2 separate regions of the Mus musculus genome follow, and region 1 is linked to region 2. A link is a loop called in an ENCODE intact Hi-C map of the cell type or tissue named here. Cell type or tissue: heart. All regions are shown on one strand. Links, peaks and the distances in the headings refer to the core of each region. The heading gives the core; the rest is flanking DNA.

Region 1 (9,364 bases), core at 4,185-6,684, 74 kb before region 2:
TTGAAGCTGAGAATTTTGAATCCTCAGATTCTCAAGGGTTTGCCCCACCTGAGGAAGTAGTACCCTCAGCCCCACCTCTTGAAATAATGCCTTCCCCACATGAGGAAATTAATTTTGCAGAGTCTGCTCACGGCCCACCAATAGTTTCTTCTAGACCTGTAACCAGACTCAAAGCAAAACAGGCCCCTAGAGGGGAGGTAGAAAGTGTAGTCCATGAGGAAATTCGCTACACTACTAAGGAGCTTAATGAGTTTGCTAATTCATTCAAGCAGAAACCTGGTGAATATGTGTGGGAATGGATTTTAAGGGTGTGGGATAAGGGTGGAAGGAACATAAAACTAGAGCAGGCTGAGTTTATTGACATGGGTCCTCTGAGTAGAGATTCTAGGTTTAATACGGAAGCTCGCATAGTTAAAAAAGGTGTCAAAAGTTTGTTTGAATGGTTGGCTGAGGTGTTTATCAAAAGATGGCCTACTGGAAATGACTTGGAGATGCCTGATATTCCATGGCTTAGTGTTGATGAAGGGATTTTAAGACTTAGGGAAATTGCAATGCTAGAGTGGATATATTGTGTAAAGCATAATTGTCCACAATGGGAAGGTCCAGAAGATATGCCTTTCACCAGCTCTATAAGACGCAAATTGGTGAAAGGGGCACCAGCACATTTGAAGGGTTTTGTTCTTTCCCTTTTCCTTGTGCCAGATCTTAGCATTGGAGATGCTTCTGCTCAATTAGATGAATTAAATTCACTGGGTTTAGTTGGATTCCGAGGTAACAAGGGCCAGGTGGCAGCATTGAATCGCCGGAGACAAGGTGATTCTAGTTATTATAATGGACAGCGTAGACAAAAGAATGTTTATAATAACATACCCAGTAATGGTCAGCACAGGAGAGGTGAAATTTATAATGGCATGACTCGGTTGGACCTTTGGTACTGGCTAACCAATCATGGTGTTTCCAGGAATGAAATACATAGGAAGCCTACTGCATATTTGTTTGATCTGTATAAGCAGAAAAATTCTCAAACAAATGAAAGAAAGGCTACATTAGATCGTGGTAAACAGTCAAATGAAAGAAAGGCTACATTAGATCGTGGTAAACAGCAATCTCGGCCAGTGAATCAATTTCCAGACTTGAGACAGTTTACAGATCCAGAACCCCTTGAATGAAGGGGTGGCCAGGTTCCGCTGAGGAAGGATCTTGATAAGACACTCAAAGGTTTTGCTGTTACCCTTTCTCCAGTTCTTCCCCAGAGGGACCTACGGCCTTTTACAAGGGTAACTGTACACTGGGGAAAAGGAAATAATCAGACTTTTCGGGGTCTGCTGGATACTGGTTCTGAGTTGACACTGATCCCAGGGGATCCCAAGAAACATTGTGGCCCTCCAGTTAAAGTAGGGGCTTATGGAGGGCAGGTGATTAATGGAGTTTTGACTGATGTCCGACTCACAGTAGGTCCAGTAGGTCCCCGGACACATCCTGTGGTGATTTCCCCAGTTCCAGAATGTATAATTGGGATAGATATACTCAGAAATTGGCAGAATTCTCATATTGGTTCCCTGAACTGTAGAGTGAGGGCTATTATGGTTGGAAAGGCCAAATGGAAGCCTTTAGAGTTGCCTCTGCCAAAGAAAATAGTGAATCAAAAACAGTATCGTATTCCTGGAGGAATTGCAGAAATTACTGCCACTATCAAGGACTTGAAAGATGCAGGGGTGGTGGTTCCCACCACATCTCCATTTAACTCTCCTATCTGGCCAGTGCAGAAAACAGATGGATCATGGAGAATGACAGTTGATTACCGAAAACTAAATCAGGTAGTAACTCCAATTGCAGCTGCTGTACCAGATGTAGTTTCCTTACTTGAGCAAATTAACACATCTCCTGGCACCTGGTATGCGGCTATTGATCTGGCAAATGCCTTCTTCTCAGTACCTGTCCATAAGGACCACCAGAAGCAATTTGCTTTCAGTTGGCAAGGCCAACAGTATACCTTCACAGTTTTGCCTCAAGGATATATTAACTCTCCTGCCCTGTGTCATAATTTAGTTAGAAGGGATCTTGATCGTTTGGATCTTCCACAAAATATCACATTGGTGCACTATATTGATGACATTATGCTGATTGGACCAAGTGAGCAGGAAGTAGCAACCACTTTGGACTCATTGGTAACACATATGCGTATCAGAGGATGGGAAATAAATCCAACCAAAATTCAAGGACCATCTACCTCAGTGAAATTCTTAGGAGTCCAGTGGTGTGGGGCATGCAGAGATATTCCTTCTAAGGTGAAAGATAAGTTATTGCACCTGGCCCCTCCTACAACCAAGAAAGAAGCACAACGTTTAGTGGGTCTATTTGGATTCTGGAGACAACACATCCCTCACTTGGGTGTGTTACTTAGGCCTATTTACCAAGTGACTCGGAAAGCTGCTAGCTTTGTGTGGGGCCTGGAACAGGAGAAGGCCCTTCAACAGGTCCAGGCTGCTGTGCAGGCTGCTCTACCACTTGGACCATATGACCCAGCAGACCCGATGGTACTTGAGGTGTCTGTGGCTGATAGAGATGCTGTTTGGAGCCTCTGGCAGGCCCCTGTAGGTGAATCACAGAAAAGACCTTTGGGATTTTGGAGCAAAGCTCTGCCATCATCTGCAGACAACTATTCTCCCTTTGAAAAACAGCTCTTGGCCTGCTATTGGGCCTTAGTGGAAACTGAACGTTTGACAATAGGACACCAAGTTACTATGCGACCTGAACTACCCATCATGAGCTGGGTACTATCAGACCCTGCAAGTCATAAAGTGGGACGCGCACAGCAGCAGTCTATTATCAAATGGAAGTGGTATATACGTGATCGGGCCAGAGCAGGTCCTGAAGGCACAAGCAAGTTACATGAAGAAGTTGCTCAAATGCCTATGGTTTCTACTCCTGTTACAATGCCATCTGCTGCCAAGCATGCACCTATAGCCTCATGGGGTGTTCCCTATGATCAACTGACCGAAGAGGAGAAGACTAGAGCCTGGTTTACTGATGGCTCTGCACGTTATGCAGGCACCACCCAGAAGTGGACAGCTGCAGCATTACAACCCCTTTCTGGGACAACCTTGAAAGACACAGGTGAAGGGAAATCTTCACAGTGGGCAGAACTTCGGGCAGTACACATGGTATTACAGTTTGTTTGCAAGAAGAAATGGCCAGATGTACGATTATACACTGACTCATGGGCTGTAGCCAATGGATTGGCTGGATGGTCAGGGACTTGGAAAGATCACAATTGGAAAATTGGTGAGAAAGACATCTGGGGAAGAAGTATGTGGATAGATCTCTCCAAATGGGCAAAGGATGTGAAGATATTTGTGTCCCATGTAAATGCTCACCAAAAGGTGACTTCAGCCGAGGAGGAGTTCAATAATCAAGTGGATAAGATGACCCGTTCTGTGGACAGTCAGCCTCTCTCCCCAGCCATCCCTGTCATTGCTCAATGGGCACATGAACAAAGTGGTCATGGTGGTCGAGATGGAGGTTATGCTTGGGCTCAGCAACACGGGCTTCCACTCACCAAAGCTGACCTGGCTACTGCTGCTGCTGATTGCCAGATCTGCCAACAGCAGAAACCAACACTGAGCCCCAGATATGGCACCATTCCTCGAGGTGACCAGCCAGCAACCTGGTGGCAGGTTGACTACATTGGACCACTTCCTTCGTGGAAAGGACAGCGTTTTGTTCTTACTGGAGTAGATACTTATTCTGGTTATGGATTTGCCTTTCCTGCACGTAATGCCTCTGCTAAAACCACCATTCACGGACTGACAGAATGCCTCATCTATCGTCATGGTATTCCACACAGTATTGCTTCTGACCAAGGAACTCATTTCACAGCCAGAGAAGTACGACAGTGGGCTCACGATCATGGAATTCACTGGTCTTACCACATTCCCCATCATCCTGAAGCAGCTGGGCTGATAGAAAGATGGAATGGCCTTTTGAAGACGCAGTTACAGCGCCAATTAGGTGGTAACAGCTTGGAAGGCTGGGGCAGAGTTCTTCAGAAGGCAGTATATGCTTTGAATCAGCGCTCGATATATGGTACAGTTTCACCCATAGCCAGGATTCATGGGTCCAGGAATCAAGGGGTGGAAAACGGAATAGTTCCACTTACTATCACTCCTAGTGACCCTCTAGGAAAATTTTTGCTTCCTGTCCCCATAACTCTAGGTTCTGCTGGCTTAGAAGTTTTGGCTCCAGAGAGGGGAGTGCTCCTACCAGGAGCTACAACAAACATTTCATTGAACTGGAAGCTCAGACTTCCCCCTGGTCATTTTGGGCTTCTAATGCCCTTAAACCAACAGGCTAAAAAAGGAATAACAGTGTTAGGAGGGGTGATAGATCCAGATTACCATGGGGAAATTGGATTACCTCTTCACAATGGTGGTAAGCAAGATTATGTCTGGAGTGCAGGAGATCCCTTAGGGCGTCTCTTAGTACTACCATGTCCTGTGATTAAAGTCAATGGGAAACTACAACAGCCTAATCCAAGCAGGATGACAAAGGACGCAGACCCATCAGGAATGAAGGTATGGGTCAATCCTCCAGGAAAAGAGCCAAGACCTGCTGAGGTGCTGGCTGAAGGTGAAGGAAATACAGAATGGGTAGTAGAGGAAGGTAGTTATAAATACCAATTAAGGCCACGTAACCAGTTGCAGAAACGAGGATTATAAAGTAATATGAATGCCCATTGTAAATTTACTAATGCGTTTGCGATTGTACGAGGGATAGTTATATCATGTTAGGCGTATTTACAACCTTGTTATTGTTTCATGTGAACATGAGATATTATTTGTGTCAAGTTGACAAGGGGTGGATTGTAGTGGCTATTCCTGGTTGTCAACTTGACAATATTTGGAATGAACTACAATCCGGAATTGGAAGGCTCACCAGTGACCCTTATCTGGAGGCTTGGAGATCCTTATCTGGATCTTGGTTTGAAGATCTTGAGCCATAGTGGCTATGGATTCCAGAAGATTGAATCTCCGAGTTAAGGAACACACCTTTAATCTGGGCTATGCCTTTCATCTGGGATTAAAGGTGTGGTGGAACACACCTTTAATCTGGGCTACACCTTTTGCTGGAGACAATATAAGGACATTGGAAGAAGGGAGTCTAGCTCGAGCTCTTGCTCCTTCGCCTGCTTGCTGCGTGAGACTGAGTAACTGCTAGATCCTTGGACTTCCATTCACAGCTGCGACTGAACAATTGTTGGGAATTGGGCTGCCGACTGTAAGTCATCAATAAATTCCTTTACTATTTAGAGACTATTCATAAGTTCTGTGACTCTAGAGAACCCTGACTAATACACAGCTCAACCACTGCATCTCCTAAGGTGTTACTGAGAGGGTAAATGGACCCCATGTTTGTCGCTGAACACTCATTCTAGAGAAGGAAACTCTATTTCCTCGTATTATACATGAAAGCACTTCAACTTCAGAATGCCGCTGTCCACAGGGAGCGCTGTGCTTCTGTCACAAATAAGTGCAGCTTATAAAGGACCGAGTTTACTTGAGCCCCCAGGTTTGGAGTCTTCGGCTGACTGCCAGGAAGGATCTGGGTTAAGTACACCATGACAGAAAGCTGCTCACCCCAAGGTCTGAATGCAAAGGGAACAGAAGGACAGACAAGATCCCAGGATCCTCTGAAGTTATATTCGATCTGAAACCTCCACTGGACCCTACTCTGGTGATGACCTAGTCACCCCTAGGCTGCCCTGGAATAGAGCTGGAGATCAGGGTTTTTATAGGTAGGGAGCTGGTGCAGAACCACGTGGTCACAGTCAGCGGCTTCTTCCCATTGCGGTTTTACTTCATCTTCTTCTAGCGTTGACTCTATTCCTGCAGAGAGCTGTTCTGTTTTCTTTTGAAAATCCCTCAATATTTTCTGAATCCCCTTTTCCATTCTTCTTTCTCCCTGTTATCCCCTTTTCCCCCTTAAATTTACAAATGACACTTACTTATTTTAAGGGGAAAGGAGACATTTTTAGTGCTTAAGAGAAAGCTTAAACCAACGATAGCCAGGACAGATGATTGTTGAGAGGAATTTCCTACCAGGCAACTTCCTGACTCACCTCTGAGTGGTCCACCTTCCTGTGGATGGCAGGAACTTCCTGTTCCTTTTTAGCAGACAGGATAAATGCAAAGCAAACAAACAACAAACAAACAAAACAATCTTGTATCAAGTCGTATGAAGTTTAACCTCGTAATCTCGTTCAAATTCCTCACTTTCTCTATCTGCATTAGCATCTTTTTACCTGGAACATTTGAACCCTAGACACACACCCCTCCCCCTTTTCCAGATGTGACTGAGCCCTGATAAACTCTTTATGCCCTGCTCTGAGATCTTTTCCAGCAGTTGTCCCATTCGTATAGCACTGCTGAGGACGTCTGGACACAGTGACAAATGACGGTATTTTGGGAAGCACGCTCTCAGACGGAAGCGTAGTGGGTGAGGTTGCCTCTTTTGTTTATTGTTTTGTGAAGGTGCAGGAGTCTGAGAGACAAAATGTACTCCAAGGCATTCTCGCTCCCAACCCCACCCCTTCCCAAGACAGGAGATCTCTCTCGCTCTGGCTGGTGGTCTGGAACTCAGTCTGTAGACCAGGCTGCTCTTGAACACATTGATGTGTGCTCTCCTTTGCCTTCCAAATGCTGGGATTAAAGGTGCTTGGTACTAAACCCAAAAGGCCTGTTTGGTCTTCCTCTGTGTGTCCCTGTTTCTCTCTCTCTTTGTCTATGTCTCTGTCTCTGTCTCTGTCTCTGTCTCTGTCTCTCTCTCACTCTCTGAAAGAGAATTGTATTATATAGCCCTGGTTAGCTTGGAACTCTCTTTGTAGAGAGACGACAACTAGAAACTAGGCTGGCCTTGAACTCAGGTGCTGGGATTAAAGGCCTGCCCACACAGGTGGTTGTTTTTGAGGTATCCTTTGAACAAAGCTACAGCCTCTGTTTTCACTTCAGTCGCGTTTGCCACGCTCAGCTGCTGCTCTGTGGAAAGGAAGGAGCAGGCTTGTGTGTCACAGAAGAAAGCAGGACTCACACACAGTCTGCGCTTTAGCTATTGTCTCAGCTGGAAGCAGACGGATTTTCTGTGCCTGCGTTCCCCGGGTAGTCTTCAAGCACTCGTGTGATCTCCTAAGCACCTATGATTTATAATTTGAATGTGGCCAAAGCTTGTGCCGCAAAGTTTTGGTGTAGTCTAAAAGGGATGCTTTGAACTTAATTACAGAAGACTGCCGAGACGTGATGGTGTAAAGTGAGGTTCAAATATTCTGAGTTGAGCTCAGTGATGAAAGTTTGAAACCTGAGAAATGCATACATACTCAGAGGCTGCACTGATGTTCTGGGATAAGGCACGGAGTGGATGCCAGGAACTCAGAACTCTGAGACGCCTTGTCCGTTTGCCCTTTAATTTTCATCTGTCCCTTGAAAAGAAGGAGTGGCGGTAAAACCACGGGATCCCTTCTAGGTGAACCTGGACACGCATCAGGTTGAGTTGCAGGAGAAATCCAAGTGGCAGATGTTGAAACCAGATCTCAGTGCAGTCCTGTTAGACAGAACCATCTGTCTGGGCATGGTGACACCTGTCATCCCAGCACTGGGGAAGCAGAGGCAGGAGGGTTCAGAGCCAGCATAAACTCCACTGTGAGTTAAAGCCACTCAGAGATACATGCATGGTGAAACCCTGTCTCAAAAACTGAAAGACTCGTCATTATAAAGCATAGGATATTTACAAAACCGTACCACGAGTTAAAAATAATGACATCTTTGAACCACATTTTGCCCTATGTGATGGGCGTGTGAGAAGTGTATTAGTAATTTTAAACAATGAAAGCAAATAAAGCAAGGCCAGTCTAATTCCCTCGCTACAGACTGCTCATCAGTAAGGGTTTTGTGCGCTGAATCTTTAATAAGTCAGTCTTATATCCTACTAAAAGTTCTGAGATTTTTAGAAGATGTGAACAGTGACATATCCAGGTTGACAGCTCCTTTTCTACCTCAAACGAACAGACAGACAGACTGACCGCAGAGAAACAAGCCCCATATTCCAAAGGAATGGCTCCCAGCAGCCAACGGTTCTTACCTGGGAATCCTCACACAGAAATGAAGAAGTCATACGCAGGAGTCATGTCCTGACTCCGTCACCTATTATCTGTGCTGTAATTGGGAATACATCAGTCCCTTCCTTCTACACTTGTATCAGTTCTAGGAATTGTGGGTAACTTGTATCAGTTCTAGGAATTGTGGGTAAAGCTGTCCCCTTCTCTAGTGAGATGGTGGCCTGTGGCGGCTGTTGAGAAGAAACCCGTTGCAGAGCATTGCAATCCATCTACCAGAACAATTAGTAAACGCTTTTCAGGTCCCTGTAATACCATAAAAGGAAATTCGTTAGGCCTGTGCTCTACTCTGAACTTCCCGAGAAATTCATGGATGTGCAAAATTTTAAGGCCCGAGGTATAATCATACACGCCACAGACTCATTGCTGCTCTCTCTGCTCCCAATAGCAAAGATATAGAACCAGCCTGTGGTGGCTGGAATTGAATGAACCCCATAGGCTCATATATTTGAATACTTGGTCCCCAGTGTGGGGAATTGTTTGGGAAGGATCAGGGCATGTGACCTTGTTGGGGGAGGTGTGGAACTGGGGCAGGGTTTGAGGTTTTGATAGTCTAGGCCATTCCCAGTTAGTTCTCACAGCATCTGCGTGTGAGTCAGATGGCAGTCCACAGTCACTGCTCAGTGCCCTGCCTGCCCACCTGATGCTGGGCTCCCTGCCATGACTGTCAGGGACTCTAACTCCTGCAACCATGAGCCCCAAATTAGAAGCTTTATTTTATAAGTTGCCTTGGCCGTGCTATTTTGACTCAGTAAGAGCAAAGTAACCAAGACACAACCTCAGCATGCAGCAACGGATGCAAGAACAGAGGAAATGTGAATGATGCTGGGCTATTCAGTCTATAGGAAGAAGGAAGCCCTGCCGTTTGTCCCAACATGAATGACTTTAGAGGATACTAGATTGAATGCAATAAGCCCAGCACAGAGAGACAAGGGGCAGTTGCTCTCACTCAACGTGTGTAATTGACAGAAGCTGATCTTGTGAAAGTAAGGAGAAGAAAAGTGGTTACCAGAAGTGTGGGAGGCTGAAGGAGAGGCTAGTACAGCGACGTCACTCACTAAGTACAAGGTTACAGGTGGTGGAAATAAACCCCAGACTTCCTCAGGGAGGAGCTTTAGGACACTATCACCACAAGTAAATGATAAATGGCTGAGGTGATGGATATATGGAGTACCCTGATATGATTATTACACAATACAT
Region 2 (9,364 bases), core at 3,337-5,836:
TTTTATTGACATATCATATGGTCTAGTAATTTAAAATATTGCTACTGGAGTTTGAGTTGTTTCCCTTTGGGGACTGAAATAAATAATGCTGCCTGTGAACACTCTGGTCTTTGTATCGTGATCCCATGAGAAATTCTCTGCAAGTGGAAATTTCTGGTCCTTGGATAAGTATTTCTTTCCTATATTAATTCCCAAGTGCTTCTCAAAGTGGATGCCTGATTTTTACTGCGGCACATTAAGAACAGTTCGGTCTCTGTACCGCCCACTGCTTGGGTCATCCTTGTAGATTCCTATAAGTTTCCAGCGCATGAGGTTTCTAGCTTATCCCATGGAGGCTCCGCCCATTCATTTGTCTTTCCCAGCACTCTCTCCCTCCATCCTCCCCTGGCCTGATCTCTCCTGTTCCTGTACTCACCTCCCAACATAGACATGCCCCACCCCCAATCCGCCCCTGATGAGGATTCTATTTTCCCTCACGTGGAGAATTCATGTGTTCCCCTTGAGAGCTTCTTAGCTTTTCTTGGTCTGTGGATTGTAGCCTGGCTATCCTTTACTTTACGGCTAATACCCACTTATCAGTGAATACATACCATGTTTCTCTTCTGAGTCTGTGTTACCTCACTCAGGATGATCTTTTCTAGTTCCATCCATTTGTCTGCAACTATCAGGTTATGGCCATTTTTAACAACTGAGTAACATTTCATTGTGTAAATGTGCCACATTTTCTTTATTCTTTGGTTGAGGGACATCTCAGTTGTTTCTAGTTTCTGGCTACTATGAATAAAGCTGCTATGAATGTAGTTGAGCAAGCGTCCTTATGGTGTGGTGATGTGTCCTTTGGGTATATGCCCAGGAGTGATATAGTTATGTCTTGAGTTAGATCCTTTTCCAATTTTCTGAGAACTCACCATATTGATTTCCAAATTGGCTGTATATGTTTGCACTCCCAGCACCAGTGGGCGAGTGCTCCCCTTGTTCCACATCCTCCAACACGAGCTGTCACTGTAATTTTGATCTTAGCCATTTTGACAGTTGTAAGATGGAACCTAAGAGTCATTTTGATTTGCATTTCCCTGACTCCTAAGGACATTTCTTTAAATGCTTTTTGTTCTTTGATGCCTAGACCAATTGTCATCAAAGAGGCTTTACCTGGTAACTTAGGGAAACATGCAAAGCCCCTCAGCCAAACATGAGGCAGAGCTGGGGAATCCTGTGGAAGAGGGGAAGAAGAACTGCAGGAGCCAGAGGGGTCAAGGACACAAGAAAACCCAGAGAAACAACCAACACAGGGTCATACTGGCTAACAGAGAAGGAACTGACATCAGGGAGCCTGCACAGGACTGACCTAGGCCCTCTGCATAGATGCTACAGTTGTATAGCTTGGTCTTCTTGTGGGACTCCTAACAGTGAGAGCAGGGACTGTCTGACTCTTGCCTGCTTAGAGACCTTTTCCTCTTCCGGGTTGCCTAGTCCAGGCTTAATATGAGGGAAGGTGCCTCATCTTACTGCAACTTGATATCATCATGGTTGACAGCTATTCATGGAGGCCTGCCCTTTTCTGAATGGGAATGGAGAAAGAGGGGATGGGGGAGGGTGGAGAGGGAAAGTGGGAGGCAGGGACTTAGAGAAGAGAGAGAGATGAAACTGCACTCATTGCTTTGATTAAAAGTGTTATTTTTTACAAGGTCAATTTGTTGTTATTCAAGTCATGACATTACAAATGTGTATATATTTTCTACACAAGAAAGAAGTTATAGGAAGAACAGCAGTTGTTTTTTTTTTAAATTAAAAAGATTTATTTTTATTTACTATTTACTTATTATTATTTTTTAAGTATAGATGTTTTGACTGCAGGTATGTCTGCATACCTCATGCATGCCTGTAGTTGCCCAAGGGGGTTAAAAGTAGATGTCAGAACCCTTGGAAATGGAGGTTCAAGATGCTTGGGAGCCACACTGTGGGTGCCAGGGACTGAATTCAGATCCTCTATAAGAACAACCACGGCTATTAACTGATGAGCCATCTCTCCAGCCCTTCACAAGCATCTAACATCAGCGTTTTCTTGTAACTACCATTCATTTATCCCCAGAGGCCATTGTAGAGCTATAAATGCCTATGAATATCTTCCAATATACCAGGCATCTTTCAGTTTTTAACTTTTCTCTCGTTCAGCACTCTACTTTCTCCATTCTTCTGCTTTTATTGGACTGACTGCTTCTTAGACAAGCAGAAGTATTTGCAGTGCACCATGCTGACGTTAATCATTGAGTTTCCTGTGTTGAACTCACCTTTCCAGGGCTTCCTTCCCTGGTTTCCTTCCTGGTTCTCAGCTTACTGAGCACAGTCTGGTTGTCAGCTTACTGAGCAGTTTGGGAGAGGCCCTTCACATGCTATTTGTTGTCAATTTTAGCCTTCGGAGGTCTTGACTTTTGTCTTTTATCTCTTCTACCATATTTTCAAATTTCAAGAGCACTATCTGAATTTCTAAGTTTTCTTTTGAATATTAAGCACCTTGATTTGGTTTCCTTTGTCTTACATCTCTGGGAAAATCAAGCCTAATCATGTGGACTTTTTCTTTTGCTTCTTCATGCATCTCCCACATTAATTGCAAGTTTCCTAAGATGCTTATTGGCTTATTCACTCACTCATACTTTAAAATGTGGCACCAATACTTCACTTACAGCTTTTATGCATGCGCACAGAATGGAGATGGCACACACCCTGTTCAGAGAGAACTTTCCTTACTCTCTATGTGTACATAAGAAGGATCCCCAATATGTGAAATTAGAAAATGATCAACTGGGAAGGATGGCTAAGTATGTGTGATCAGAAAATGATCAACCATGAGTGATAGCTACATATGTGTAATAAGACATAGCAAGGCCATTATAGTGGCATTTAAATTCACTTTCCTTGATAATTATGTGTTTAACATAAATGATGTCCATTTACTGTTGGGCCCCATTTTGGCCCTGGTTTGGGCCTTGAGGATAAGCCCCAGCCTGGCTCGAGTTTCTGCAGCGTTGTGGGAGAGCCTAAGCCTGGCTCTAATTTTGTGACCTGCCTCAGTCACTTCTGTTATCAGAGTGACTCAGCAAGACCTGTTTGGCCCTGCCTTTGCCCTGTTGCTGATGTAGAGCTCTGCCATTGTCAGTCCCTCCATACCCTCTGTCACCATTCCATGTCTTCAATGTCATCTTACCCCACCAAAAATCCCCTCCCAATGTTCTGAACTTATTTAAGAGAGGCTGATGCCATAAAGTTGAGTTCCTGCTTCAACAAGACTCCCAGCTCGGTGCGTTTCTTTGGGCTGTGGACACTCACCATCCTGCTCAGCCCCAGAGAGACCCCGGTGGGCGGGACCAGCAGTTCTCTCCTCTCTCCTGGGCCTGCCGGCAAGGAGCAGGCACAGTTACAGCATCTCTATTCATTTTAATGATTGACTTAGGATTTATGAATGAGTAGCGAAAGATAAGCTGCTCTTTTAAACCATTTGAACGTTTATTGGTTTTGCTTACTCAACAAGAAGTTAGCAACGACACAAGCTGCCACTTTAGGTGACCAGAGCAAAACAAAACACAGTTATTTTACACGGCTTTATTACAAGTGCATGTTAGGTACAACACACCCGCATTTGGATGAAAACAGTGTTCCTTTGGCTGTTGCACATTATCAATACTGAAAATGTTTGAACACAGACCAAAAATAGCAGTAAATAATTTGGGAGAAAATAGGCTGAAGTCACTTACAAATCGTTTGACCTCTAACATCCTTGTTAACACTATTTTTATGCATTGCTATATTAGGCTACTTAAATGTTAGAAAATATGCTTTAAATTAGATGGTACCTTCTCTTATCTTGGTTTTAATTATGCAAGGGAATCATGTTTTTTTTCTTATCACCCTTGGTCTGTGTGCTAAAATTTTTAATAAAAAAGCCACTTAATATAGTTTTATTGTATATATTATGTGAATAGTATTCTTATGCCATTTCATAATTTGGCAGGACGATTATTGCCCATGAAGAGGGAAGGAACATCTGGGTTAAACAAAGATGTTAGGACTTAAGAATTTAGAACACAACAATAAAACCAATCTAAAACTTAGTAAAAATTAAAAATATATCCACGCTGTGAAACTACTGGGGAGCCAATAACTAACTTAAAATTGAAGATCTGGGGCGTCCTTTATGATTAAAAAGCAATCTGTACACACAAGAACTGTGGGTGACTCCTAAAGAGAGTCATGTGTCACGTGGATTCAGTATTGTTCTTGGTTTTTTACCTCATTGTCCCGTTTGGGTTTATTGTATTGTCACAATGATTTTGGTAGAAAACTGCATTGTTAAGCTCATTTTCAACATGTGGCCTGGGTTATGAAAAGAAGAGAAGAGAAGAGAAGAGAAGAGAAGAGAAGAGAAGAGAAGAGAAGAGAAGAAAGAGAAAAAGGAAGGAAGGAAAATCTGTTATATTTTAAGACAAGGTTAAAGCTCTCGGGCTTGGTTTGTTCCCGAGTCACGCTGAGAACGCTGCGCTTTGTTTTGCTGGAGCCGAACCAGGACCTTTCACACCGACATGACGTGGCAGTGACGAACACAGGGCTAAGAATGGGAATATTTCCCCACGGGCTTCCTCTGGCCCCACCTCATTTCCTCTCTCTTCAGTTTTCTCTTGGGCATTCTTTCACACACCGCTCATCCGGAGTGAACCTAAGGCACGTCGTGGAAGGAGATTAAAAAAAAAAAAAAAAAACCTAGACAAGAATGCGCAAAGAGGAGGATCTTGCAGACCCCGAAGCAGTTTGGCTTCTACGTTTTAGAAAAAGCACCATGTCCAGAACGCCTTTCTATTGGCTATTTTCAGGAATAACATAAAAAGTTGGTAGTATGCCTCCGAGAGAGCTGGTTACAGTGACTATTTTCTATGGCGTTAAACCACGGTATTTTCGCTATCATATTGTGCTGTGGACCATTTTCTCTACAGCATGGCTGAAAGGATGCTCCCTGCTTCTTTGCCATGTGGACACTGCACCGGGCAATTCACATTCTGTCTATAACCGGGTTACTGGCATCTCTTTGTCAGAAAGCTACGAACGCTGGGACCTGCCCTTTGTTAAGTCCTCTACGTGTAGTGCTTATAGCTAATAGCTAAGTATTTACAGATGATGAAGTTGAACACATGGAATTTAAACTTCAATCATGAAAGGATATTTGAAAGAACTTTAAAGAAATCATAGGTAGTGTTCTGTTTTGTGTCTTTCTGCAGAGTATGTGTGAGGGAATTTCAGAAGTCTCAGGCATAGCAGCTCACGCTTTCCCATGTTTTCTCTGTGGCATTCGCAGGCTGTCTTTTCTTCCCCCGAATTCTGATCATTTCAATGTTGGTAATGACCAAAAAAGTTTACCAACCATATTGCCTTTTCTTTTGCATATAGTTACAATCAGATTAGTGGGTATGATAGTATGCATAAAAATTTATTAGTTTTTTTTTTTTTAAGTTTCAAATTAAGCAATTGAAACTTCGTTTTAAGAATTGTTTTGCAATGTCATGCTTTCTTGAATCCAGATTCATAGGACTGGATAATAAACTCCTGAACAGAACTTCAGTGAAGTTCTCGTTTTTTTAAACGTAAGTGGCATGTGAACGCACTAGGGGCTTTTAAGAGCTCTGCTGAAGTGCTGACTAAGAATCTAAGTGCTTCCCCACGGAGGAGGGCTTCATTCCTTCCCACAGCTTTCTTAGGTTGTAAACAGCCCGTGAATATATCCGGTGTTGAGCGTCAGAACAGTTAAAAATAATCCCTCTCACACGCGCGCACACCTTTCTGCTAGCATGGTTTTTTCCATTTTGATTTGGCAACGGTTTCATTTTGTTTTAATGGTATCTGTCCACAATGAGGACAGTGAGATTCGGCGAGTGTTCTTGCCTTCAAGACGAGCTGTATTTATTGCTGGACCGGAAGTTGTCATATCCGTGATCGTTGGCTTTGAACTTCAGGCAGGACTGCTTCTCCTCCAAGGACTGCTTTTCCTCAAACGTTTGGCACCAGCAGCACAAACATGACTGTATGAAACAGAACGACCATTACATGCGTACTCAGGCACACGGCCACCGCTCTGCTCTTCTTGCGCTGGGGCTCTGACTATCCTTGCAAGTGTGGGGTTCCGGTTCCCTCTCTTTCCATACCCCCTTTACCCCCCCCCCTTAAAAAAGAGATGCAATTAAGGCCAGCAAGATGGCCTGGAGACATGTTTGAGCACTAGAACTCATGGTGGAAAGAGAACAGACATCTGAAAGTTGTCTATGTGCACACACACATGCACATGTGTGTGTGTGTGTGTGCACAGATTCTGATACACACATGCACACACACACACATAGTAGCACTTATGCATCATGTGATGCATATATACCTTGCATTCACACAATAGTAATAAATAAAATTTTTAGAAATTGAAAAGGCGATCACATTTGTGGGATGTGCTAATTTTTTGCAACTATGAAGTACAAAGAAAAAAAAACTTATGGAATTAACATTACTTAAGAAACAGTCACTAATTGTTTTTAGTATATGTGTGTATCTCTCTCTCTCTCTCTCTCTCTGTGTGTGTGTGTGTGTGTGTGTGTGCGCGCACCACACAAGAGGCCAGAGGAGGGTGTCTGTTGTTTCTTTCTATTGCTTTTTCTCTTATTCTCTTGAGACAAATCTCTCATTGAACCTGAAGCTCACTCACTCTGTCTGCCTAGCTGACTGATCAGGTGTCTTTAGGATTTCTTTGTCTCTGTCCTGTAAAGCTAGGGTTACAGGTTTAGGCAGGCAAGCCTGGCTTTTTACAGGGGAGCTTGGGTTTGAACTCATGTCCACAAGCTTGCTCACCAAGTGCTCTTTCCTGCTGAGTCATCTCTTTAGCCCCGAAAGCCACCTTAACTTTTGACACTTTATCTTATTTACTTGGAAATCGATTCTTGATGTGTCACAACAGTGAAAGTCAAACATTTTTTCTTCGAGAACACAAATACTACAATTGCACACGTGCCTGTGTTCAGACTTAGGTAACTAGTGTCTGTGCCCCATAATCTGCTTTTCCTCACTTGACACTGACATACATTTCCTCCCATGTCAATGAGTTTAATACTGCCTAGCTATTTGAAACCTACATGTTACTCTTGCGTGCATTTTCCATATTGTTGTGCTATGAATTTATAAAGGATGCAAGTACCTTGATTTTATTTTTCCACTTTTCACTGGAGTTTTTAAATTTTTAAAACTCTGTTCAGTCCGTTTGTTTTATGATAGTCTATGGGTCTAAGCAAATAGGTTTTCTGTTTGTGTTATGATAAACTCTATGCTCAGGGAACTAGCGGGGTTTCTGTTCTGTAAAGAAAGGAGTTGGTTTGGATAAAAGTTCTCTTCCATCACTAATTTCTTAGTTATGAATGGGCAAGGATGTTTTCAACTATCTCAGTGTTTACGAGGAAATGAATTTTGATTTTCAGATAATGAAATACCAGTGACAGTGTCCATTCTCTTGCGAGGGGAGGCATATTTTACTTGGTGTTGCATTATTGAGAGAATGGCTGAGTGGAAGAATGGGTGTCATATTGCCAGCATCTGAGGTAAGAAGGTAGACTTATATTCTACATGGAGTAGCAGATTGCCACTACACATAGATGGGAGGAAGGATGGAGTAGAAATGATCTTAATTTTTTATACTTACTATGTGTGTGTGGGTGAGGTGGGGGAGATGTGTGTGATGCCCCAGAGGAGGACATTGAGTGTCCTGATCTATCCCCCACCACCTTATTTCCCTAAGACAGTGTCTCTTACTGAACCTGGAGCTAAGCTAATGCCTACCAATCTCCAGAAATCCTATCACTAGAATTATAGGCATGTGGGTAGCCATGCCTTATATCCCCCGCCCCTCCACTGCCCTTCTTTCTTTGGTGTTTTAAGATAGGACCTTACTGTATAACTCAAACTGGCCTTGAAAGCAGAGAGATCTTTTCTTCCCCTCACCCAGCACGGCATGCCCCACTTTCCCCATCAGTGCTGGGCACTGGAACCTTTACCCACCTGCAGAGCAAGAACCCTTACCCTCTGAGCCATCTCCTAGCCCTTGACTTTATTCCCACCGTCCATGAGAAAAAGAGATTAACTTTCTTATAACCCAAATTGTAGTTGAACAATAAAAAAAAAAGTCTACCAAGATCAGAGGAACACTGCATCTAACTGGGTTTCATTCTTATCTGACTACATGACAGTGATTATCAATATATGTAATTTTATTAAGCTACACAATTCTAATAGTACTGGTGAGTGGCTAAGGCATCAGGGCATGGCTTACTATTGTCAAGGATTTATAAGCAAATATTTCCTATAGTGCAAAAGTGATATTTACAAACATCACATATGCAGGGCAGTGGTGGCATGCATCTTTAATCCCAGCACTTGGGAGGCAGAGGCAGGCAGATTTCTGAGTTCGAGGCCAGCCTGGTCTACAAAATGAGACCCAGGACAGACAGGTCTATACAGAGAAACCCTGCCTCAAAAAAACCAAAACCAATCAAACAAACAAACAAACAAAACAAAAAACAAAAAACAAAAAACCAAAAAAAAAAAAAAAAAAAAAAAAAAAACCAACAACAAAAAAACCCAACCCATCACATATATCGCAAGGCAGGGAAAATTAGCAATCTTCCAGCTCTCTCTAGATAGCAATATTGGTGTGTTTTTTAAAGCCTATATTTGATGCCAGATCACAGGAAACATTTTATTTTAGAAGAGTTTCTTACCTTAAAGCAGTTTTTGAATCTTTTGCTCACCAAATACAGAGCGATTGGATTGATGCAGGAGTTCAAAGAAGCCATGTTGATACCAATGTAGTCCAAAACCAACAAAAAGCTGAAAGAAACCCAAAGTTGTCTTTAAAGATTACATCCCTCCAAGTGTGTATTTAACTTGCACCTTTATGTTTTTATGAAGAAAGCCCAAATCACCTACATGCAATAATTTTATTTAGCCACTGATTTACCAGCAGAGGTGCCTGTCTGTGTCTCTGCCTGCCTGTCTCTTTCTCCGTCTGTCTTTGGCATCTCCACTGCCCTATCCCACCTTCACCACCAATATGCAGCATTTCTTTTAAAAATAAGATTCTCATTTGGAAGCGAGGGAGGACTGATCTGAACATTGATGTCTCCGATCTGACACTTTTCATCTTGTCACTCATCACTTTGACGACTGTGCCTACATTCCCAAGGCTTTTCCAGGCCCTCTAATTTACCCCATCTAGAGCAATTGCCAATCGAAAATCGGTCTTAATTGGCCTCGGTGGATAAGAAAATAGTATTCTTTCTGCCTATTAGAT

What was found. A loop is a pair of places that touch in the nucleus more often than their neighbours do. Peaks named below come from ENCODE experiments on the same cell type or tissue, not always from the same donor. Only the 100,000 strongest peaks of a DNase experiment are listed, where the experiment ranks them.
Region 1: it touches region 2 in a loop (1.9-fold over the local background); 2 of 42 quality-filtered maps call a loop at or near these places.

Annotation. Positions count from the first base shown.
Region 1 is chr14:103,735,867-103,745,230 of GRCm38, forward strand. The region is part of intron 1 of Gm35197 (a long non-coding RNA gene); the gene reads left to right. Among named protein-coding and RNA genes, the nearest start is that of Gm35197, 22 kb to the left of the region's middle. In heart, for the core only: a CTCF peak has its summit at 5,503; a DNase peak (open chromatin) is centred at 6,445.
Region 2 is chr14:103,811,139-103,820,502 of GRCm38, forward strand. Ednrb (endothelin receptor type B) reads right to left here. Exons shown (of 8, transcript NM_001136061.2): 7 at 8,793-8,901; 8 at 3,477-6,062. The coding sequence ends at 5,928. The region is part of intron 1 of Gm35197 (a long non-coding RNA gene); the gene reads left to right. Among named protein-coding and RNA genes, the nearest start is that of Ednrb, 29 kb to the right of the region's middle. In heart, for the core only: no CTCF peak of the experiment used is centred there; a DNase peak (open chromatin) is centred at 4,603; H3K27ac peaks cover 447 bases.